2 separate regions of the Homo sapiens genome follow, and region 1 is linked to region 2. A link is an interaction called in ENCODE POLR2A ChIA-PET data of the cell type or tissue named here. Cell type or tissue: PC-9. All regions are shown on one strand. Each heading gives the region's core, and the rest is flanking DNA. Links, peaks and the distances in the headings are about the cores only.

What was found. ChIA-PET counts read pairs that join two places held together with the same protein. Peaks named below come from ENCODE experiments on the same cell type or tissue, not always from the same donor. Only the 100,000 strongest peaks of a DNase experiment are listed, where the experiment ranks them.
Region 1: POLR2A ChIA-PET joins it to region 2 with 19 read pairs; 4 of 35 experiments call an interaction of 5 or more read pairs at or near these places.

Annotation. Positions count from the first base shown.
Region 1 is chr17:40,495,579-40,508,026 of GRCh38, reverse strand. It overlaps TNS4 (tensin 4), which reads left to right and starts at 6,404. Exons shown (of 13, transcript NM_032865.6): 1 at 6,404-6,493; 2 at 11,507-12,040. The coding sequence starts at 11,602. RefSeq lists an enhancer at 7,991-8,862. In PC-9, for the core only: a CTCF peak has its summit at 8,370 (motif pointing left); DNase peaks (open chromatin) are centred at 6,396, 8,336 and 10,166; H3K4me3 peaks cover 3,926 bases; H3K27ac peaks cover 1,200 bases.
Region 2 is chr17:40,365,757-40,378,204 of GRCh38, reverse strand. It overlaps the pseudogene PPIAP54 and the pseudogene RNA5SP441. Among named protein-coding and RNA genes, the nearest start is that of GJD3, 7.2 kb to the right of the region's middle. In PC-9, for the core only: no CTCF peak of the experiment used is centred there; a DNase peak (open chromatin) is centred at 5,494; H3K27ac peaks cover 796 bases.

The DNA of each region.
Region 1 (12,448 bases), core at 2,591-10,590, 130 kb before region 2:
ACGTACCTAATGTTTTTGGGTTTTTTTTTGAGATGGAGTCTCGCTGTGTCATCCAGGCTAGAGTGCAGTGGCATGATCTTGGCTCACTGCAACCTCCACCTCCTGGGTTCAAGTGATCCTCCCACCTCAGTCTCCCAAGTAGCTGGGATTACAAGCGTGCACCACCACATCCAGCTAATTCTTATATTTTTAGTAGAGATGGGGTTTCACCATATTGGCCAGACTGGTCTTGAACTCCTAACCTCAAGTGATCCACCCACCTCAGTTTCCCAAAGTGCTGGGATTATAGGCGTGAGCCACCACACCTGGCCTATATATCTGTAATTTATAAACAAATAGTTGTTAGGTTGCCTGCTCAACATTTTTTACCGATGGGATGTGTGAACAACAGAGTTTGAGTCTGAGGATGCGGCAGTGCCTGAGGGGCCCTCCATTCTGGGGTTGGAGAATGAATGGGGTCACCCTGACCTGGATGTAAGCCTTCATAATAAAGATGTTCCTGAATTGGACTTTACCTGCCCTGCAGAGGCAAGCCATTGACTAGAGCTTCAGGCATGTGTTGTTATTATTATTATTATTATTATTATTATTATTTTGAAATAGGGTCTCACTCTGTCACCCAGGCTGGAATGCAGTGGCACCATCATGGCTCACTGCAGCCTCAGCCTACCTGGGCTCAGGTGATCCTCCCACCTCAGCCTCCCAAGTAGCTGGGACTACAGACAGGCACCACTGTTCCCAGCTAATTTTTTTTTTAAGGAGATACAAGGGTTTCACCATGTTGCCCAGGCTGGTCTCAAACTCCTGAGGCTCAGATCCACCTGCCTCAGCCTCCCCAAGTATTGGAATTACAGGTGTGAGACACTGCGCCCGGCCAGGCATGTGCATTTTATAGCTAGGGGGGTCAGAGGTCCAAAAGCATAAGACCTGAGAGCAGCCCCATTGGAAAGAACATCATCTCCTCCCCTGGAAAAAGAAGGACCTCTCTCGCCACTGCCCCTCACCCCTCCTACACAACAGGAGGAGGAAAACTTTCCTCCCTCTCAGAGGGACTTCAGAGGCCCTAAAAGGGTAACTCTCTTTCCTGGAGTATCACAGTAAATTGGCAATGGAGACTAAGTGTGAATTCAGACACCCAGAGCGCCAGTGCCGAGCTTTTACCTGCTCTGTTCTCTCTTGATCCTGAGCCTGGTTTTTGGTTACCAAAATTCTCACTATCCTCTGTACTGTAAAGTCCTCCCTGCTATTCATTTTAGATTTGCATGTTGCAAATAAAGCCTAGAATGCTCAGGAGGCTAAACACTCAAAGTCAATGACCTGCCCCATTGAGGCAAAGAACATCTCTCTCCAATCTTTTGGGTCTGTCTTAACCCCAAAGAAGAGGGACTCCCAGAAAGCAGTGAAGTCTGCACCTCTGCTACCTTCTCAGGGGGCTCAGCACCTCCCTGAAGCAACAGAACCTCCCTAAGGCACACATATGCTCATGTCATTCCCTCCCTGACCTTGCCCTGCTTAAAGGCTCCCCGTGTATCTCCACTGCCCACCACAGAAAATTCCCACTGCTCAGGCCAGTCTATACCCTGGCCCCACCCATTCTCATCAGTCACCTGCAAGAAACAGAAGCCACACTAGCTAGTGTAAGCAGAGAGGAATTTCATGCAGTATTCTGTCCTTAGAAAATGATCAAGAGGGCTAGAGGAGCAAGCTGCACTGCAGGAATAGCTCCCAGAACACAGGGGCCGAGCAACCCACCTGGGAGTCTTGCCCTCTGGTACCATCAGGAGAGTAAGGAATCAGGAGTGGCTGGGCACAGTGGCCCACACTTGTAATCCCAGCACTATGGGAGGCCGAGGCAGACGGATCACTTGAGGTCAGGAGTTCCAGACCAGCCTAGCAACATGGCAAAACCCCGTCTCTACTAAAAATATAAAAAAAAAAAAATCTGGGCATGGTGGCGCACACCTGTAGTCCCAGCTATTCGGGAGGCTTGAGGAGAATCGCTTGAACCCAGGAAGTGGAGGTTGCAGTGTGAGCTGAGATCGCACCACTGCACTCCAGCCTGGGCAACAGAGTAAGACTCCATCTCAGAAAAAAATAAAAGAATCAGAAGCCGCTCAGGGTCTGTGGACTTCAAGAACCATCATCACAACTGATTCAGGAAGTTGTTTCAGCAACAAGCTCTTCATGCCCACAAAGCTGAACACTGGATGTTAGAAAACAGCTGCTAAAAAATATACCCAGTGTCCAGCTGGGCGTGGCGACTCAGGCCTGTAATCACAGCAACTCGGGAGGCTGAGGTGGGAGGATCAGTTGAGGCCAAGAGTTTGAGACCAACCTGGACAAAATAGTGAGACTTCCATCTCTACAAAAAAATTAAAAGCTTAGCTGGGTGTGGTGGCATGTGCCTATAGTCCCACCTACTCAGGAGGCTGAAGCAAGAGGATTGCTTGAGCCTGGGAGTTCAAGGCTGCAGTGAGCCATGATGGTACCACTGCACTTCAGCCTGAGAAACAAAGCAAGACCCTCTCTCAAAATAAAGAAAATAAAAGGGAGGCAAAGGGAGATTAGACAGACAGAAGAGGAGAAGGAGATGTGAAGACACAGACTGAGACTGGAGTGATGTGGCCACAAGCCCAGGAATTCCAGGACAGCCACCAGAAATTTGAAGAGGCAAGGAATGGATTCTCCCTTTCAATCCCTGAAAGGAGCATGGCTCTGTCCAATTTCAGGCTCCAGACTGTGACAGAATAAATGTTTGTTGTTTTAAAGCATCAGGTTTGTGGTAATTTGTTACGATAGTCTCGAGAAACTAATAAAACACATCTTAAAAAGTAAAAAGAAGCAGAGGAAATTAATTTTAATAATGTTTTTATTTAACCCAGTATCTATAAAACAGCATCATTTCCACACACAATCAATATAAAAAATTACTGAGCAAGCATGGTGGCTCACGCCTGTAATCCCAGCCCTTTGGGAGGCCGAGGTGGGAGTATAGCTTGAAGCCAGGAGTTTGAGACCAGCCTGGGCAACATAATGTTACTGCATTTCTAGAAAAAAAAAAAATTATTCAATTACTATTGAGATATTTCATATAATTTTTCATACTGAGTCTTTAAAATCTGAATTGTATTTTGCACCCACAGCACATCTTTGTTTAGACTAGCCACATTTCAGGCGCTCCGTATCCACACACGACTAACGCTGACAGAAGATGGCTCAGCTCCAGCCTTTTGTAGGCCTCTTGGTTGCACCAGGCTGAGATTTGGGGGCCTTTCTGTCTATGAGTCATACTCCCCCATGAACAGTGTGCTCCTTGCGGGCAGGAGCCTTGTCCCATTCATCTCTATATCCTAACATCTGAATGCAGGGGCACTCAATAAATTGTTGTTTTTTGTTTATTTGTTTGTTTGTTTGTTCTAGATGGAGTCTCACTCTGACACCCAGGCTGGAGTACAGTGGCGTAATCTCAGCTCACTGCAACCTCCACCTCCCAGGTTCAGGAGATTCTCCTGCCTCAGCCTCCCGAGTAGCTGGGATTACAGGTGCCCACCACCATGCCTGGCTAGTTTTTGTGGTTTTAGTAGAGACGGGATTTCACCATGTTGGCCAGGCTGGTCTCAAACTCCTGATCTCAGGCGATCTGCCCACCTCGGCAGTGTGCCCTCCCAAAGTGCTGGGATTACAGGCGTGAGCCACCACACCCAGCCAAATAAATGTATTTTGAATGAATGAGTAATGTGGGTTCTCTACAAGAAAAAAACTCAGTCAGAAATTACATTTCTTAGTTTCTTTTTTTTTTGAGATGGAGTCTTGCTCTGTCACCCAGGCTGGAGTGCAGCGGTGCGATCTCGGCTCACTGCAAGCTCTGCCTCCTGGGTTCACGCCATTCTCCTGCCTCAGCCTCCCGAGTAGCTGGGACTGCAGGCACCCGCCACCACGCCCGGCTCATTTTTTGTATTTTAATAGAGACGGGGTTTCACTGTGTTAGCCAGGATGATCTCGATCTCCTGACCTCGTGATCCACCCACCTCGGCCTCCCAAAGTGCTGGGATTACAGGCGTGAGCCACTGCACCCGGCCATTTCTTGGTTTCTTTAATTGATTTTCCCTCTCCCTTAGTGAGAGACATGCAGAATACATCAAAATATAGGCTGGACTTTTTTTTTTTAATCTACTTGGAATCCCTTCTTTCAGAAGAGTAGATGTAGGACAAGGTGCCCCCGTCAACTAGGGAAATAGTGTATTTTGAGGTTGAAAAGAAATGCTGTGAATAGGCTTATATCTAGCAAAGAATTGAATTAATAATTAATAACCTTCCAAAACAGAAAGCACCAGGACCAGACAGTTTTACTGGTGAAATCTACCAAACATTTGAGGAAGAAATAGGACCACTTCTCTACAACCTCTTTCAGAAGATAGAAGCAGAAGGAACACTTCCCAACTCATTTTATGAGGCCAGCATTGCTGAAACCAGAGATACAAAAGAAAACTAGACACCAATATCACTCATGAACATAGATGCAAAAATCCTCCACAAAATGTTAGCAAATTGAACCCAACAATGTATTAGAAGAATTATACAGACCCAGGCATAGTGGTACATGTCTGTAATCCCAGCTACTCCAAAGTCTGAAGTGGGAAGATCACTTGAGTCCGGGAGGTTGAGACCAGCCTGGGCAACATAGCAAGACCCCATCACAAAAAAAAAAAGAATTATATACCATGACCAGGGGGTTCATCCCAGGTATGCAAGGAGGGTTCAAAATTCAAAAGTAAATTAATGTAATCTATCACATCCATAGGCTAAAGAAAAAATGTCATATCTATAGATGTATAAAGAAATGCCACTCCATCCATCCCTTGATGATCACGGCAAAGGGCAGTGATGTGGTGTTGGGCAGGGTTTGTGAGGCAGCTGGGGCTGAAATCACTGTTCTGAGACCATCTTAAGCTAAAGGAAGCAGCTGGGTGTGAAACAAAAGAGCCAATCTGCCAAGAAAGACCATAACCCCCAGGTATGGGTCTGTAAGGCTGGAGGACCCCCTGGCCCTGAAGAACCACTGCAGAGGCTATCCATACCAGCCCCAGGGGAGATGGCCAGGGTTACCCCGGAGTTGCCACAGTCTCTGCCCAACACTTCGCCCTACTGTAACCTGCCCCTTCCACTCAAGAAACTCACGAGTCGCCCCTCCCACTCTCCCACAATCATGAGCCACAGCCTCATGGGGGAAGCCGCCATGTGCAGTGACATCCACTCCAGGGCAGGAGCACCACATTTTTCATCCAAAGACATAATTGCTCATCAAGCCATGTGCCAACAAGGCTGCATGGACACCTAGGGACACCTTTTATGTCACCATCAGGAAGGGGCACCTTATATAACTTTCCATAGCTTTGCTCACCGGCCTCCCATGCACTAGTTCACCATGCCTCAGTGAAACCCCAGGGCATCAAAAACTGTAAGGCCAGAAGCCCTTCCACTGGGCATAATGGGGGCATGGGGCAACCCACCCCTGAGATTAGCCTACTGGGATCACCATGAGTCCCTGGGCTGGAGACTTCGCCAGCTCCCTCACTTCAGACCGCTCCCAGACCAGGCTCTGCCATCAGCACCCTCCCCTCACCATGTCTGAACACCTCCTTACAACATTCTAGGACCCCTGCCCCTCTAGAACAGGGAGAGAGTTGGAACCATGGAGAAGGAGCTACCAGACCAGACTTCTGGGCTTCCTGATCTCACCCTCCAATGTCCTCCCCTCAGGGAACTTCCACCCTGGGGCACAGACCAGACGAGGGACAGAGATAGCCCATGAGTGAAGGAACAGCTATAAGCCCCTTCTCAAAGCCCTCCAGACACTTCAGCCTCCTTTCCTTGAGTTAGAGGCCCCATCCCAAGCTAGAGTCATTACTGTAAAAGGAGAGAAAGAAGAAAAGACAAGCTCGTGCCTAGCCTTACTTCCAGTGGGCCCTTACCCTGTGCCTGTCCCAGTGTGACCCAGCACAAAGGGGGACTGCAGAGGGTCTCCTGCCCACTGGCATCCTGCTTTGTCAAGGCCCTCACTCTCTGCCAGCTCTGCCAACCCATGGCCTCTGCCCCAGCCAGCACCTGAGGAGTGCCCACTGCACACCTTGATTCTAGCTATGCCCTGTCCAAGCAAGGACTCCCTGGCCATGTGGTGCCACGAGAAGCCCAAGCAGGAACTTGGGAGCCCCTCACACACACCCAGACCCAAAACCCACCACCCAGTGCTTCCCTTCCTGCTGCCTGTGCCAGCCCCACCTGAGCTCACTGGATCCAGCAGGGGTGGGGCCTACTGCTGTCAGGGCCACGTGCAGGGCCCGCCCGGAGGGGAGGAGAGAAGGCGGGCAAGCTGCTTTTAAGGCAGGTCTGGAGGTGAACTGGCGCCTCTCCTGACTCTTCACCTGGACTCTGAGTCGTCTTGGTCCCAGGAGCCAGTAGTGAAGGCAACAGTCTGCCCACCTGTGGACACCAGGTAGGTGCCTTTATTCTTTAAGAAGAGAGGAACACGGAGCACCTTTGCTGGCCCTGATTCATTTAAACATTTTTTTTTTTTTTTTTGAGATGGAGTCTTGCTCTGTCACCCAAGCTGGAGTGCAGTGGCGCGATCTCGGCTCACTGCCAACGTCTGCCTCCAGGGTTCAAGCGATTCTCCTGCCTCAGCCTCCCAAGTAACAGGGATTACAGATGTTTGCCACCATGCCCGGCTAATTTTCTTATGTTTAGTAGAGACGCGGTTTCACCATGTTGGCCAGGCTGGTCTCAAACTCCTGACCTCAGGTGATCCTCCCACCTTAGCCTCCCAAAGTGCTGGAATTACAGGCGTGAGCCCAGCCTCATTTAACCTTTTGTCTTCAGCTTCTCCATTTCTCAGGGCTCAGAGTGAAGGTGGGGAGAAATGGGGTGGAGGATGTGGATGAGACAGAGATGGTCTCAGGATCACAGACCGCGGAGTTCAGCAGTTCAAGGGAACTAAACCTGTGCCCCTCGGCAAATAGATGAGAGAGCTGAGGGCCACAGAGAAGAGGCTTGCCTGAGGTCATGGAAAGGGACTGGACACAGAACCCAGGCCTCTCGCCTCCCAGCGCTCTGGGAGCCCTCTGGGCACTTCAGAGGTAGACAGGACTGGGAGATGGGGCGGCTGGCCTTCACTGGTCCTATGGGTCCCTGCCTGAGGTCCACGTCCTGCGTCACCGGGTCTGGGTGGGAGGGATGGGAAGATCGGGAGCCAGTTTTCAAAAATAGGGGGTGCAGTGGAGATTGGGCTAATGAGGCAAAGTGCTTTGGGGGAGACTCAGGCTTTACCCTTGCCCCACCCTCTCCCTTCACTGACCTGGGCTCATTGGGAGAGAGTAAGTCAGGAGAAGAGGTTGGCAATGACACGGAAGAGGGGATTTGCCAAGGCACCAGGACTCCCCAGAGTCCTTGGGAACAAAGAAAGAGATCTGAGTCAGAATCAGAAGTGGGAGCGGGTAGGGGGCACCTACAAATAGAGCAGAGGTGGCTGGAGCCCTCCTTGCCCCCGCCCCGTGCCTCCCAACCACACAGAGCCCCGGGCCCAGGGACTCTCCCCACCACTTACAGCAAGAAAGAGCAAGTTAGAGGAGTGTGCGGGGCCGCGAAGGGGGCAGCATTCAGGAATACAGGAGTAAGATGGAGCCCTGCCTTGGTACATCCAAGGGCGACGCAGAGCCTTAAAAGTGAGGGGAGGCTGAAGAGGAGCGTAGGGGCTGCCTGCCCTTTGCTCAGCTCCAGGTCTGTCCCTCTTGGTTCCAGAATCCCAGAAGGGGCAGCGGTGGACAGGGTTCTTAAATATGTGAAGCAGCAGCAGAGGCTAAAAGTGTGGGACCGTGGAGCAAGACCACCTGGGTTTAAACCCCAATTCACAGTTGGGGTTGTATGACCTTGGGCAAATTCCTCAACCTCTCCAGCCCTGCAGCAATAGCACCCTCCTCAGAGAGCTGTTGAGAAAATGCAAGGTGTTCAGTGTCTGTTATTATCACATCCCCATCACACAGATGGGACAACTGAGGTCTGCCCAGAGAGGAAAGGACGCTTGCCCAGCGTGGCACAAAAGCTGTGTCCAAATTAGTAAGCAGGTATACTGGGTCCTGGTTGCGAGGGGACACCCAGCCCTCCTTGAGCTCTGCAAAGTCAGCAGCCCCAGCCTCCTCTGCAGGACACAGCCAGAAAACCCTGCAGGGAGCGCCCAGATCCTGTCCCAACAAACCCAGTCCACTTGGAGCCTGTGTGGAAAAAGCCGTGGTTCCGGCTCTGTGTCCTCAGCTGTCCCGGGAGGGCGGGAGCGCAGAGGCCGGCTCCCTTCCACTTCCATTTATAGAAAGCTTCCCGTGCCCGGGATGCCCCGCCCCCTGCAGGACCTGGCCAAGGAAAAGTCTGGCATCAGACCTACCGGAGCCACGGGCGTTGGGGGAGGCAGGAGAGGGGAAGGGGCCCTGGCTTTTCTCATGAAACCTGTGCGACCTTCAGCCAATCATGCCCCCTCTCTAGATCCCAGGTGTCCCTCTGCACTTGAATTCCATGTGGCATTGTAGCAGGACGAGCCGCAGACAAAACTCCTCAGACACCAAGTTAAAGAAGGAAGGGGTTTATTCGGCCGGGGGCATCAGCAAGACTCCTGTCTCAAGAGCCGAGCTCCCCGAGTGAGCATTTCCTGTCCCTTTTAAGGGCTCACAACTCTAAGGGGGTGCGTGTGAGAGGGTCGTGATCAATTGAGCAAGCAGGGGGTACGTGACTGGGGGCTGCACGCACCGGTAATTACGTGGGAACAAAACAGGAAAGGGATTTTCACAGTGCATTTCTATACAATGTCTGTAATCTATAGATAACATAACCGATTAGGTCAGGGGTCGATCTTTAACTACCAGGCCCAGGGTGTGGCGCTGGGCTGTCTGCTTGTGGATTTCATTTCTGCCTTTTAGTTTTTACTTTTTCTTTCTTTGGAGGCAGAAATTGGGCATAAGACAATATGAGGGGTGGTCTCCTCCCTTAGCATAAGGAATTAAGATTCCAAAATCCCACACCTGGGTTTGAATCCCAGCTCCACCATCTTTCTGGATGTGAAGCGTGTTTCTTGACCTCTCCGAGTCTCAGCATCTTCATCTGTAAAATGGACTGACAACTCAAAATAAATAAATAAGGCCAGGCACAGCGGCTCACACCTGTAATCCTAGCACTTTGGGAGGCCGAGGAAGGAGGAGCACTTGAGCCCAGGAGTTCAAGACCAGCCTGGGCAACAAAGTGAGACCCTCTTTCTACAAAAAATTCTCTGGGTATAGGGCACAAGCCTGTAGTCCCAGCTACTCGGGAGGGTGAGCTGGGAGAATCGCTTGAGCCCCAGGAGGTCAAGGCTGCAGTGAGCCATGACTGTGCCACTGCACTCTAGCCTGGGCAACAGAGCGACACCTTGTCTCAAGAAAAAAAAACAAGAGGACTGACAATAGGGTGCAGTACTTCCTAGAGCTGTGAGAGGATTGAGTTACCAATGTAATTCGTATGTAAACTATTTGGCACATGGTCAGCGCTCAATAAATGGAAGCTACTATTATGAGGCTGTTATACTCCATAAGTCCTTATTTCTAAGTACTATTTAGAATTGCCTAACTACCTTCACAAGGAGCACCTCACTGGTTCCATAACACTCTCTGGGAGGGTGCAGGAATTCTCATTACCATCTCACAGATGAGGAAACTCAGGGTCAGAGTCACACCATAAGGAGCTATTTGAGCTAGAAGTCAAATCTAAACCTTCGGATCCCAGAGTCCACTTTCTCTTCTCCCAGGCTAGTCTCAGATACCTTTTCCAGTGCTAAGGTCTGACTCCAAAACAGGACGTAAAGGAGGCGTTTTGGCAACGAGAAGAAAGAGAGTTGGGGGGTGTTGGTGGGGGCTGGGGACCAGCAGCAAAGCTCAGAGCAGGCAATGGGAGTGTAACCAGCACATTGCAGCTCTGTACAGTTTTCTTGGCAGCCTCAGTCCCAGAACTTCTTACCTCCTTACCAAGCCCCACCTACAAGAAACTAGCATGTGGCATTAAGGTTAGACAATGGAAAGGACTTTTCACAGTAAGGAAAATGAGGAGGTTGAGACATCTCTTTCCCAAATGAGCCCCAAGGAAATGAATATCATCTGATGATGTCACTCCCCAGCTCAAAACTTTTCAGAGCCTCCCTGTTGCCCTCAGGGTTGAGCTGGCAGTCCTGAGCCCAGCCTGCAAGGCCCTACGGGATCTGGCCAGCCTGCCTCCCCCGCCCCATCTCCTCCACCCACCCCAGGTGCTCTGTTACTCAGGTGCTCAATAGGGTCTTGTGAGCTTCCCTGCTGGCCAGACTTTTGCACAAATGGTCCCCTCTACTTTGTTTATTTATTTGTTTATTTGTTTAGTTAGAGACAGAGTCTTGCTCTGTCATCCAGGCTGCAGTGCATTGGCTCGATCTCGGCTCACTGCAACCTCTGCCTCCCAGCTTCAAGCAATCCTCCTGCCCCAGTCTCCTGAGTAGCTGGAATTACAGGCACGTGCCATCATGCCAGCTAATTTTTATATTTTTAGTAGAGATGGGGTTTCACCATGTTCACCAGGCTGGTCTCGAACTCCTGACCTCAAGGGATCAGCCCACCTCAGACTCCCAAAGTGCTGGGATTACAGGTGTGAGCCATCACGCCCAGCTCATCCCCTCTAACTTAAATCTTCCTCTCTGCCTCCTCATCCCTACTCAACTTGCGCAGCTACCTCTTGCTTTTCCTTCTTATCTCCCTTTGCGTGTCCCTTCCTCCAGGAAGACCTCCCTAACCTCCCCACTGAACTAGAAAAGTGCACTGTCCCTTCCCTCCTCTCTCGTGACACTGCTTACAGTTGTTCACCCACTTACTTGTCTGTTTCACCAACCGGCCCAAGTGCAGGTGCTCAGACATCAGGCAGCCGAGGGCCCAGTCCTTCTCTACACTTGTTGGCAGTGTGACCCTTGGGCAAGTTACCTACCTCTCTGTGCCTCAGTTCTCTCCCTGTAAAATGGGATAATAATACCTACCTTATACAGTTGTTATAAGGATTTTTAAAGCCTTTATCTAAAAATACCAGAGCTTATGTGGATAATAATTACTCAGCAAACGTTAGGTAGTATTTACTTAATAAACACACCTGGGATGTAGTAGATGTTCAATAAACATCTACTGAAGTTATTTTATTTAATGATCACTTACATAATGCTTATTATGTGCCAGGCACTGTTCTAAGCACATTACAATGATTAACTTGTTTTATAGACGAGGGAACTGAGGCACAGAGAAGTCAATTAACTTGCCCAAGGTTATACAGCTAGTAGGTGGTGGAGCCAGGCTGCAAACTCAGGTGGTCTGGCTCCAGCATCCATGCTTTTAAATGAATGAATAACTTAGCCTTTGTACGGAGGGTGGGAGGCAGGGGCTTCACCTACAGAAATTACTCCGTTCCCACTCTTGGACTCTTTCAGATCCTGGGAGCTCCTGGTTAGCAAGTGAGATCTCTGGGATGTCAGTGAGGCTGGTTGAAGACCAGAGGTAAACTGCAGAGGTCACCACCCCCACCATGTCCCAGGTGATGTCCAGCCCACTGCTGGCAGGAGGCCATGCTGTCAGCTTGGCGCCTTGTGATGAGCCCAGGAGGACCCTGCACCCAGCACCCAGCCCCAGCCTGCCACCCCAGTGTTCTTACTACACCACGGAAGGCTGGGGAGCCCAGGCCCTGATGGCCCCCGTGCCCTGCATGGGGCCCCCTGGCCGACTCCAGCAAGCCCCACAGGTGGAGGCCAAAGCCACCTGCTTCCTGCCGTCCCCTGGTGAGAAGGCCTTGGGGACCCCAGAGGACCTTGACTCCTACATTGACTTCTCACTGGAGAGCCTCAATCAGATGATCCTGGAACTGGACCCCACCTTCCAGCTGCTTCCCCCAGGGACTGGGGGCTCCCAGGCTGAGCTGGCCCAGAGCACCATGTCAATGAGAAAGAAGGAGGAATCTGAAGCCTTGGGTAAGGATTTGGGGCACAGTACCAGGAGGGGGGCTTGGTGCCAGACCTCATGAGGAAGAAGGATTTTCCTATGTACAGAGAAGGGGACCCTGTCCTGTTGGGAGGTGCTGTGCAAACCTAACCAAGTTACTAACCCCTCTGTTTTCTGTGCTACACAAAGGGGATAAATACAAGCTTCCCTCACTAGCCAATTCTATTTGGTTCCTGAGTTTGGAAAGTGATAGATACTGATTTTCTATGATTTTATGAGGACTTAAATAAGCTCCTATGGAAAGTGTTTTGTGCAGTGCCGTGCCCATAAAGAAGAGCTCAATAAATGTGGATCCCTGACCCCCACTGTCCTAGGGTGTCTCACTTCAGAGCCTAACCTGGGCCCCCCTGAAATTTTGGTAGGATTGCTATTGGGAC
Region 2 (12,448 bases), core at 1,725-9,724:
GTTTTTTTCAATTTAAATGCACAATTTTCTAGGTATGATTTAACATTGAAAGGCTTAAGGAACTTGATTAAATTTGTAAACATTATAACATTTTTGTAAAACTTAAAAGAACCTGAATTAGGGCGGGGTGCGGTGGCTCACGCCTGTAATTCCAGCAGTTTGGGACGCCGAGGTGGGAGGATCATTTGAGGTCAGGAGTTCGAGACCAGCCTCACCAATACGGTGAAATCCTGTCTCTACTGAAACTACAAAAATTAGCCGGACATCCGGACATGGTGGCGCAAGCCTGTAGTCCCAGCTACTGGGGTGGATGAAGCAGGATAATCGCTTGAACGTGGGTGGTGGAGGTTGCAGTGAGCTGAGATCGTGCCACTGCACTCCAGCCTGGGAGACAGAGCAAGGCTACTCCAACCCCAAAAAAAAAAAAAAAAAAAAAAAAAAAAAAAAAAAAAAAAGCACATGAATTACCACATTGGTAAATTTGGTTTATTTGCTTTACAAGTTGTTTTAATGCATAGGAAGATATTGTTTTTTTAGAGTTGCACGTCTGCCCCCTCAGGCATTAGAAGTGTTTAGAAATGTAATCAATTAGATGTTTTATGCTTAGGCAAATTTGACTTCTCAAAAGTGAGGTAATTAAAAATTAGATAATACGTGAAAGTGATTATTCTTATTATTATTTTGTTGAGAGACAGTCTTGCTGTTGCCCACGTTGGAGTGCAATGGCACAATCTCAGTTCACTGCAACCTCCACCGCCCAGGTTCAAACAATTCTTCCGCCTCAGCCTCCGGAGTGGGATTACAGGCGCAGGCCGCCATTCCCCGCTAATTTTTTGTATTTTAGTAAAGATTGGGTTTCACCGTATTACCCAGATTGATCTCGAACTCTTCAGCTCAGACAATCCGCTGGCCTCGACCTCCCAAAGTGCTGGTGGGTGCGGAATTGGTGGGTTCTTGGTCTCACTGACTTAAAGAATGAAGCTGTGCACCCTCGCGGTGAGTGTCACAGTTCTTAAAAACAGTGTGTGCGGAGTTCGTTCCTTCTGCTGCCTTCTGCTGTTTGGATGTGTTTGGAGTTTCTTCCTTCTGGTGGGTTTGTGGTTTCGCTGGCTGAGGACTGAAGCTGCGGACCTTCGCGGTGAGTGTTACAGCTCTTAAGGGGGCGCGTGTGGAGTTATTCATTCCTCCTGGTGAGTTCATGGCCTCACTGGCTTCAAGAGTGAAGACGCAGACCTTCCAGATGAGTGTTACAGCTCATAAAGGCAATGTGGACCCAAAGAGAGACAGCAGTAAGATCTGTACAACCTGAAAACCGTACAACAACAAATCTTCCACAATGTGGAAGGTGATCTCAGCGGGTTGCCACTGTTGGCTCCAGCAGCCTGCTTTTATTCTCTTATCTGGCCCCACCCATATCCTGCTGATTGGTCCATTTTACAGAGAGCCGATTGGTCCATTTTACAGAGAGCCGATTGGTCCATTTTACAGAGAGCTGATTGGTCCGTTTTTGACAGGGTGCTGATTGGTGCGTTTACAATCCCTGAGCTAGACAAAAAAGTTCTCCATGTCCCCACTAGATTAGCTAGATACAGAGTGTCCACACAAAGGTTCTCCAAGTCCCCACCAGAGTAGCTAGATACAAAGTGTCAATTGGTGCATTCACAAACCCTGAGCTAGACACAGGGTGCTGACTGGTGTGTTTACAAACCTTGAGCTAGATACAGAGTGATGATTGGTGTATTTACAATCCCTTAGCTAGACATAAAGGTTCTCCAAGTCTCCACCAGAGTAGCTAGATACAGAGTGTCGATTGGTGCATTCACAAACCCTGAGCCAGATACAGAGTGCCAATTGGTGTATTTACAATCCCCTAGCCTAGACATAAAGGTTCTCCAAGTCCCCACCAGACTCAGGAGCCTAGCTGGCTTCACCCAGTGGATCCCGCACCAGGGCTGCAGGTGGAGCTGCCTGCCAGTCCCGTGCCGTGTGCCTGCACTCCTCAGCCCTTGGGTGGTCGATGGGACTGGGTGCGTGGAGCAGGAGGCAGTGCTCGTCGAGGAGGCTTGGGCCGCACAGGAGCCCACAGGAGGGGAGGCTCAGGCATGGCAGGCTGCAGGTCCCGAGCCCTGCCCCGTGGGGAGGCAGCTAAGGCCCAGCAAGAAATGGAGCACAGTGCCAGTGGGCCGGCACTGCTGGGGAACCCAGCACACCCTCTGCAGCCGCTGGCCCGGATGCTAAGCCCCTCATTGCCCGGGGCCAGCAGGGCCGGCAGGCCGCTCTGAGTGCGAGTGCAAGGCCTGCCAAGTCCACGCCCACCCGGAACTCCAGCTGGCCCACAAGGGCCGAGCGTGCAGCCCCGGTTCCTGCTTGCGCCTCTCCCTCCACACCTCCCTGCAAGCTGAGGGAGCCGGCTCCGACCTTGGCCAGCCCAGAAAGGGGCTCCCACAGTGCAGCGGTGGGCTGAAGGGCTCCTCAAGTGCCACCGAAGTGGGAGCCCAGGCAGAGGAGGCACCCAGAGCGAGCAAGGGCTGCCAGCACACTGTCACCTCTCACTGGGATTACAGGTGTAAGCCACCGTGCCCGGCCCCAAATTATTAAATGTATAACTAGAATAACAAACTGTGTAAATTGGACCTGAAGGCTTAAAAGGAAAAAATTGGATTTTTTAAAATTTAAAGTTTTGATCAACTGTAAATAAATTCAAACCCAAGGATACTGATTTTGAGCTCAAAATCCCTTTCAAACATTAGAAACTCACGGGGCGCTGTGGCTCACGCCTGGAATCCCAGTTCTTAGAGAGGCAGAGGCGGGCAGATATCTTGAGCCCAGGAGTTCAGACCTGCCTGGGCAATATAGCTAGAACCTATTCTCCACAAAAAGGGGGGGAAAATGTGTAACTCAAACATTAGAAATTCAAACTGATAGTGAGGTAGGAGGCGGGACTCGACTCTGCGGGCAGGCCTGGGACACCGGACAAAATTGAGGACTAGCTAAAACAGGGATGAGTGGAAGCAGCTTTCCGTCAGTGCCCACCAGTGGGCCCTGTCAGTTTCCCATTGCCATGGCAACACCCAGGGGAGTTACCGCCCCTTTCCATGGCAACAACCTAACCACCGGGAAGTTACCATCCTTTTCCTAAAAATTTCTGCATAAACCTCCCCTTAATTTGCATATAACTAAAAGTGGGTATGCATGTGACTGCAGACCTGCCTCTGAGCTGCTTCTCTGGGCACATTGCCTATGGGGTAGCCCCGCTCCGCATGGAGCAGCACCTCTGCTGCTGCTGTGCATCAATGCGTCAATAAAAATTGCTAACACCACCAGCTCACCCTTAAATTCTTTCCTGGGCAAAGCCAAAAACTCTCTTGGGCTAAGCCTCACTTTTGGGGCTTGCCTGTCCTGCATCATCAGGAGCAAGCCAGATTACCCTATTTCATAAAGAATAGGGAAAAGACAGTCAACAAAAGAGGAGAGGGTGACCAGTGTGGAGTGTAGGAGGACAAAAAGGAGGAGGAGGGGGAGAAGAAGGAAAGAAGTCCACCGGAGAGGTGAGAGAGAGATGTGTAATGATGACTTAGAGAAAGTCTTACTCTCTGTTTTCATTGTCACCTCAATGATTTTCAGCACAGATATGCATTGCTTTTTTCTTTTTAATCAACCGTGAGTTGTAATTTACATACATAAAATGCACCCATTCTTTTTTTTTTTTCAGACGGAGTCTCACTCTGTCACCCAGGCTGGAGTGAAGTGATGCAATCTCAGCTCACTGCAATCTCTGCCTCCTGGGTTGAAGCAATTCTCCTGCTTCAGCCTCCCGAGTAGCTCGGACCACAGGCACCCGCCACCACACCTGGCTAATTTTTGTATTTTAATGGAGATGGGGTTTCACCATGTTGGCCAGGCTGGTCTTGAACTCCTTACCTCAGGTGATTCGCCCAATTCAGCCTCCCAAAGTGCTGGGGTTACAGGCATGAGCCACCGCGCCCGGCCATAAAATGCATTCATTCCAAGTGTAAAGATTGATGACTTTTTGATAAAGGTGAACTCCTCCCTTCCAAGTGCTAACCAGACCCAACCCTGCTTAGCTTCCAAGTTCAGGGTGGTATGGCTGTAAATGGTAAATGTATCCACTTGAACAACCGCAATCACAATCAAGATATAAAGCATTTCTATCACCTCAAAAAGTTCTTATGTGCCTCTTCAACCCCTAGCCCCAGAAAAACCCTAATTTGATTTCCAGCATTACAGATTACATTCACCTATTCTAGAACTTCATATACATGAAATCACAGTACGTATGCTTTTGTGTCTGGCTTCTTTCATTCAGCATGTTTTAGAAATGCATCCATGTTGGCCGGGCGCGGTGGCTCACGCCTGTAATCCCAGCACTTTGGGAGGCTGAGGCGGGCAGATCATGAGGTCAGGAGATCAAGACCAAGGGCCCCGGCCCTTCTTTTTTTTTTATTGCTGAATATTTTTCCATGGTATCATCTTGTTTCTCCATTCACCTGTTGATGGACATCTGGGCTGTTTCCAGTTTGGGCTCATTATGAATAAAGCTGTAATAAGCATTAGAGTACATATCCTTTTCTAGACATAACTTGTCATTTCTCTTGGGTAGATACGTAGGAGTGGAATTGTCGAGTCACATGTTAAGTGTATGTTTAACTTCATAAGAAACTGAGGAGCTGGTTTTCAAAGCAGTTGCATCATGGTACATTCCCTCTTACTTGCTCGGTACTTTCAGGAGTCAGATTTGTGTTCTCTTGGGTAAGACAATGTATTAGTCACGGTTCTCTAGAGGGACAGAACTAATGGAATAGATATATATAAAGGGAAGTTTATTAAGTATTTACTCACATGATCACAAGTTCTCACAATAGGCCATATCTGCAGGCTGAGAAGCAAGGAGAGCCAGTCCAAGTTCCAAAACTGAAGAATTTGGAGTTGGGGGGCAGGAAGCATCCAGCATGGGAGAAAGATGTAGGCTGGGAGGCTAGGCCAGTCACTCTTTTCACATTTTTCTGCCTGCTTATATTCTAGCCGTGCTGGCAGCTAATTAGATTGTGCCCACCCAGATTAAGGGTGGGTCTGCCTTTCCCAGCCCACTGACTCAAATGTTAATCTCCTTTGGCAACACCCTTACAGACACACCCAGGATTGTATCCTTCAATCCAATCAAGTTGACCCTCAGTATTAACCATTACAGACGATATCTTCATTGGGCTCAAGGTAGCTCCAATACATCATGATGAGTGTAAAAAGATATTATACCCATAAATGTGTTTTTGTCAGGCCTCTGAGCCGAAGCTCAGCCATTATAACCCCTGTGACCTGCACATACACGTCCAGATGGCCTGCAGGAGCCAAGAAGTCTGGGGCAGCTGAAAAACCACAAAAGAAGTGAAACAGCCAGTTCCTGCCTTAACTGATTAACCAACATTACAACATTCCACCATTGTGACTTGTCCCTGCCCTACCTTAACTGATCAATCGGCCTTGTGACATTCTTCTTCTGGACAATGAGTCTTATAATCTCCCCACCATGTACCTTGTGACCCCCTCCTCTGCTAACAATAGATAACCACCTTTTACTGTAATTTTCCATTACCTACCCAACTCCTATAAAGCAACCCCTTCCCCATCTCTCTTCATTGACTCTCTTTTCGGACTCAGCCCACTTGCACCCAAGTGAATAAACAGCCTTGTTGCTCACACAAACCCTGTTGGTGGTCTCTTCACATGGATGCGCTTGACAGTTTTTAGGTGGAAGAAAGGAAGCTCCATCCATAGATGACCTTGTCTTCTGCCCCTAGTAACTTTCCAGGGCCTGTGCCAAGCACAGCCCTTTGGGTCCAGAATTGTTTTCAGGCAGGGAGCTTCAGTGGTCTGTGGGTCCACTGATCTTGAGCTGACCTGATTGCACTACTGACCTGCTTAGTCCCCCTTGAGAGACTCTGGAAGGGCAGGGATCTCGGAGTACTCTCCATCCCAGACCAAGTCCAGGATCATGAGGCTGGGGTGATGGAAAAAGGATCGGGACCCCAGGCTACAGGCAGTGATAGTGATTGCTTACACATCTTGACATGTACAAAAACACAGGCCATTCAGAGCTGCATGGCAAAGGGGTGGTGGGGGGGGTGCAGGGGAGGGACTCTGAAAAATGCCTCTTGATGACTCAAATCCTTCCCCTGCCCCAGCCCCAATCCCAAAGCAATTTCTCTCACCTGTCAGTTCACTCAGGAAAAAGAAGGGCTTTCAAGGAAAGGAAGAAAGGGATTCCCAAGCCCCTTGGTCACTAAGAAGAGGCTACCGCAGGCCCCAGCCACCTTCAGGTACACTCATTGTCTTTCCAGAGCAAGGTTGCTACATGTGCAACCTAAAAATGGGCGAAAACGCAGGAGCTCCCCTCGGAGGAAATGACCCTTCTGCCCAAGGACGGTAAAGAAGGGATGAGGCTTGGCAGAGGGGTGTGAAGGAAAGCCCAGAGGTGCAGTGGTTTGGAAGGGCCTAGGGACAAGGTGACAGACAAGACTGTGGAGGCTTCCTTCTTCCTCCAGAGCAGCTAATGGGGGCAAAGACTTGGGAGGAACCCAGTGAGTCCAACGACCCATGTCAGCGTGGGGGACCAATGCCAGAAGCAGATCTGTGACAGCGAGGGAGTCTCCCTGCTCCCTCCTGGGCACAAGAATAAAGACTACATTTCCCAGCATCCCTTGCGGATAGGTGTGGTCGTGGGGCTCATCCTACCCAATGACATGTGAGCAAATCGGTAAAGTGGCCACTTCCTGGCCCTTTTCTGAGACAGGGGGAGAGAGAGAGAGAGAGAGCGAGAGGGAGACAGCATGGGGCTGTGGCGGGGGCAGCGAGGTGCCCGCGCCCCTGAGGACTCCATGGGGCAGGCTTTTTTTTCTTTTTTTTTTTTTCTTTTGAGATGGAGTCTCTCTCTGTCGCCCAGGCTGGAGTGCAGTGTCCCAATCTGGGTGCACTGCAACCTCCGCCTCCTGAGTTCAAGCGATTCCCCTGCCTCAGCCTCCCGAGTAGCTGGGATTACAGGCCCGTGCCACCACGCCCGGCTATTGGTAAAGACCTGGTTTCACTATGTTGGCCAGGTTGGTCTCGAACTCCTGACCTCAGGTGATCCGCCCACCTCGGCCTCCCAAAGTGCTAGGATTACAGGTGTGAGCCACCGCGCCCAGCCCTTTATTTTTTTAAGACTGCGTTTCGCTCTGTTGCCCAGGCTAGAGTGCAATGTCGCAGCTCACTGCAACTTCCGCCCCAGGGTTCAAGCGATTCTCCTGCTTTAGCCTCCTGAGTAGCTGGGATTACAGGCGTGCACCACCACGCCCGGCTAATTTTTGTATTTTTTAGTAGAGATGGGGTTTCACCGTGTTGGCCAGGCTGGTCTTGAACTCCTGACCTCAGGTGATCCGCCCCTCTAGGCCTCCCAAAGTGCTAGGATTATAGGCATGAGCCACCGCACCCAGCTGGGGCAGAGTTTTTATGTGAGAGAGAAACAAACTTCTCTCTTGCTTAAGCCACTGTTTGGAATTGTTGTTCCATCCAAACCTAATCTTTTTTTTTTTTTTTTAAGACAGAGTCTCGCTCTGTCATCCAGGCTGGAGTGCAGTGGCGCGATCTTGGCTCACTGCAACCTCTGCCTCCCGGGTTCACGCCATTCTCCTGCCTCAGCCCCCCAAATAGCTGGGACTACAGGTGCCCGCCACCACGCCTGGCTAATTTTTTTGTATTTTTAGTAGAGACGGGGTTTTACCGTGTGTTAGCCAGGATGGTCTCAACCTCCTGACCTCGTGATCCGCCCGCCTCAGCCTCCCAAAGTGCTGGGATTACAGGCGTGAGCCACCGCACCCGGCCCCAAACCTAATCTTAAATAATCATGGAGCCAAAGGAGGGAGCAAAGGCTAGATGCGAAGGCGCGTCCCAGGTGTTGAAAATGCAGGGCCCCAGGGGTCCATAGGGAGCCAAAGGCAAGCTCCAAGGCAAGAGCCAGGAGGTGGGGCCACCCTGGGGTGGCAGAAGTCATCTGGTCTGGAAGGTTTTCGGGGCGCTGGGAAGAATATGAAGGGTCAGAAGCTGCAGCCAGGTTGGGGAGGGTGCAGAAGGACTAGAAGGGACCAAGAAGAGCCAACTCTGCCGCCCTCCACCCCTTCCCTCTCCCACCCAGGCATGGACCCAAGGCCAGCCGAGCTGGGGGCAGGTGTTTACCATGAATCCATTTTTGAGTTCTTGTTTCTATCTAGGATGGGAAATTCTGATTGCTGACCTGAGACTGGATTGGCCACTTAAATGCCCACAGCCCTAGAGGAGACCAGAGCCAGCAGTTGAGACCTGAGACACTCAGAGTTCTTATCACCTTAGGGCAGAAACTTCCACCCACTTCATTCATTCATCCACCCAACAAACATCTACTGAGCATCCACTGTGTGCCCCCAACCATTCTAGGTGCTGGGGATGGGACAGTAAGCAGAGCACCAAAAATTCCTTCCCTGTGGATCACCTGTGCTATTGGGAGAGATGGACGCTAAGCAGGATACATAAGAAAAAGATAAAATTGGCCAGGTGCGGTGGCTCACCCCTATAATCCCAGCACTTTGTGAGGCCTAGGCGGGTGGATTATTTCAGGTCAGGAGTTCCAGACCAGCCTGGCCAACATGGTGAAACCTCGTCACTACTAAAAATACAAAAATTAGCCGGGCGTTGTGGTGGGTGCCTGTAATCCCAGCTACTCGGGAGGCTGAGGCAGAACTGCTTGAACCTGGGAGGCGGAGGTTGCAGTGAACTGAGATCGTGCCATTGCACTCCAGCTTGGGTGACAGAGTGAGGCTCCGTCTCTCTCTATGTGTGTGTGTGTGTGTGTGTGTGTGTGTGTGTGTGTGTGTGTGTATAGTTATGTAGTAGTCAATACAAAGGAAATAAAGCTGAGAAGGGACAGGAAACAGAGGGGTAAATTTCTGCTAGGGCAGCTGGGGAAAGCCTCACGAAAAGACAGCATTTCTGTAAGGACTTTTTAAAATGTTAGCAGGGCACAGGAGACAAAACAGCAGTGTGATGGCTCAAGGATGTCAGTAAATAGAATAAATAAATAAATAACAATAAAAAATAAGTGGCCAGTTATGGTGGCTCATACTTGTGATCCTAGCACTTTGAGAGGCCAAGGCTGGCGGATCAATTGAGCCCAGGAGTTCCAGGCCAGCCTGGGCAACATGGCAAGACCCTCATCTCTACAAATAATTTTTTTTTTTTGAGATAGAGTCTCCCTCTGTTGCCCAGGTTGGCCTGCAGTGGCACGATCTTGGCTCACTGCAACCTCCACCTCCTGAGTTCAAGCAATTCTCCTGACTAGCTGGGAATACGGGCATGTGCCACCATGCCCAGCTAATTTTTGTATTTTTTAGTAGAGACGGGATTTCACCATGTTGGCCAGGCTGGTCTCGAACTCCTGACCTCAGGTGATCTACCCGCCTCGGCCTCCCAAAGTGCTGGGATTACAGGCATGAGCCACCATGCCAGGCCTTACAAATAATTTATTTTTATTTATTTAGTTAGTTTTTATTTCATAATCATAAGCTTAATTCTGCAATCCAGCTAGGCATGGAAAGGAACAAGGAAAACAGGGAACTCAAAGCGAACTGATCGAGAGCACAAAGATTCTAGGATACTGTGAGCAAATGGGGTGGAGGGTGCTCTCCTGAGCTACAGAAGGAATGGGCTGGTGGTTAAGATAAAACACAAGTCAAACTCATTAGAGTTGCCCACAGTCAGCAATGGTGATCTTGCTGGTCTTGCCATTCCTGGACCCAAAGCGCTCCCTGGCCTCTGCAATATTCATGCCTTCTTTCACCTTGCCAAAGACCACACCCTTGCCATCCAACCACTCAGTCTTGGCAATGCAGATAAAAAACTGGGAACGGTTTGTGTTGGGTCCAGCATTTGCCATGGACAAGATGCCAGGACTGTATGCTTCAGGAAGAAGTTCTCATCATCAGATTTCTCCCTGCAGATGGACTTGCCACCAGTGCCATTATGGCGTGTGAAGCCACCACCCTGACACATATACCCTGGAATAATTCTGTGAAAGCAGGAACTCTTATAACCAAACCCTTTCTCTCCAGTGCTCAGAGCACCAAAGTTTTCTGCTGTCTTTGGAAACTTGTCTGCAAACAGCTCGAAGGCGACACAGCCCAAGGGCTCACTGCCAGCGGCGATGTTGAAGAACATGGTGGGGTTGACCATGGCTGATAGTTACTGGGTACAAACACATACGTGCACCTATGTGTGTCTTACATGAGCAGTGGCCCCACAATCCGATGGCCAGGGAGAGGTGTCTGGAACAGAGACCGGAGCGAGGCAGGATTGGCCTCTCAGCCCAGCCCCAGATTTTTTTTTTTTTTTTTTGAGATGGAGTCTTGCTCTGTTGCCCAGGCTGGAGTGCAGTGGTGCCATCTCGGCTCACTGCAAGCTCCGCCTCCCAGGTTCACGCCATTCTCCTGCCTCAGCCTCCCAAGTAGCTGGGACTACAGGCGCCCGCCACGACACCTGGCTAATTTTTTGTATTTTTTAGTAGAGACGGGGTTTCACCGTGTTAGCCAGGATGGTCTCGATCTCCTGACCTTGTGATCCGCCTGCCTCGGCCTCCCAAAGTGCTGGGATTACAGGCGTGAGCCACTGCACCCAGCCCCCGGCCCCAGTCTTTAGGCATGGCCGAGAATGGGCCACCGGCTGCCAGATGGAGGCAGCGTCAGCAACACCTCCTCTCAGGCTGGATGGCGCTATCAGGGAAGGAGGACCGGGCCTGAGATTGTAGAGTCTCTGGGTCTGGCCCTGTGGCATCACAGGCTGCAGACAGCACAGGGTGACTGTAGGCTCTCCACTTCCCACCCCACCCTGGCCCACCGCCTCAGCTGCTTTCCATTCCCGCAGGGCTGATGGGCTTTTTCCAGGTGGCGCCAATGGCCTGACCCAGCAGGAGCCACGGGACAGGACGGGGTGGGGACCATTCCTGGACAGTCAAGGGAGATGAGATGTGACCCTGAGCCCCTGTGGCTGGGGGCAGGGGGCCGGTAGCAGCTTTGCCAGGGGCAGAGGGAGGTCGGGAGGGTGAGGCCAGCAGCGCCCCCAACCCACATCCTGTTTTCAGAATCTGGGGCTCCAGCATGTGCTTTTTCCCTTGGACTTTCTCCAGGGCAGCGTCCCCCACCCAGGCCCACTCCCAAGGGAAGCCTGCACGAGGGCAGGAGGGTTCCCCAACACACACAAGCAGGAGTTTACCTAGAGTTTTTCCTGCGGGGGCTGGGCCCCTGAGCTGGAGGGAGTGGTGGGTGAAGGGTACGTGCCTTCCCCTTCCTGAAAGTGGACCTGGGGGTCTGCGTCAGCATATGGAAAACCACACAGGCACCCATGGCTGATAGGGAGAGGAACTGTGACCAAGGAGGTGAGTCCTGCTGCCCTTCTTCAGAGGGGCAGGCATGACCTCCCTCCAGTGCCTGCACCCACCAGCCCCACACAAGGCTGGCATAGAGGCAACCCCTCCTGGGGACTGTCAGGCCCTGGGACAGCACCTGGGAAGCCCAGCCAGGCTGGATGGAGGACAGTTCCATGAAAGGCTCAAGAGCTTGGGCTCAAGAACTAGTTGGGCCTCGCATAGGCCTGGATCTGCTATTTACCGGCTGCGCGACAGCAGGCAAGTGGCTTAGACCCTCTGAGTCTCAGTTTCCCCTGGTGTAAATAGTGCCCTCATGCCACCATTGACAGAGAATCGAATGAGCTCATTGGCATATGGAGCTAACGGGGTTCCACACGGGGACTGGCCCAGCAGGTGCATAGGTGAAGCGGGTTTTGCTATGCACTCAGGCGGACCCCTAGGAAGGCAGAGCAGACAACCAAACATCTCAGCCTGGAGTGTCCCCTCCCTGACCACTCAGATCACCGTCGGTCACCCTTACTCCCTTCTCCATAAAACAGCTTCCCCCGCCACCCAGGGCAGTAGGAGGGAACTCTCAATTCAGAGCCTTCTGGGGGGAAAAAGTCCTATTTTTCACATTATAAAATAACATGAGGCCGGGCGCGGTGACTCAAGCCTGTAATCCCAGCACTTTGGGAGGCCGAGGCAGGTGGATCACCTGAGGTCAGGATTTCGAGACCAGCCTGACCAACATGGAGAGATCCTGTCTCTATTAAAAATACAAAATTAGCTGGGCATGGTGGCACATGCCTGTAATCCCAGCTATTCAGGAGGCTGAGGCAGGAGAATCGCTTGAACCCGGGAGGAGGAGGTTGCGGTGAGCTGAGATCACACCACTGCACTCCAGCCTGGGCAACAAGAGCAAAACTCTGTCTCAATAAATAAATAAATAAATAAATAATAAAATAACATGTTAGGCCGGGTGTGGTAGCTCACGCCTGTAATCCCGGCACTTTGGGAGGCTGA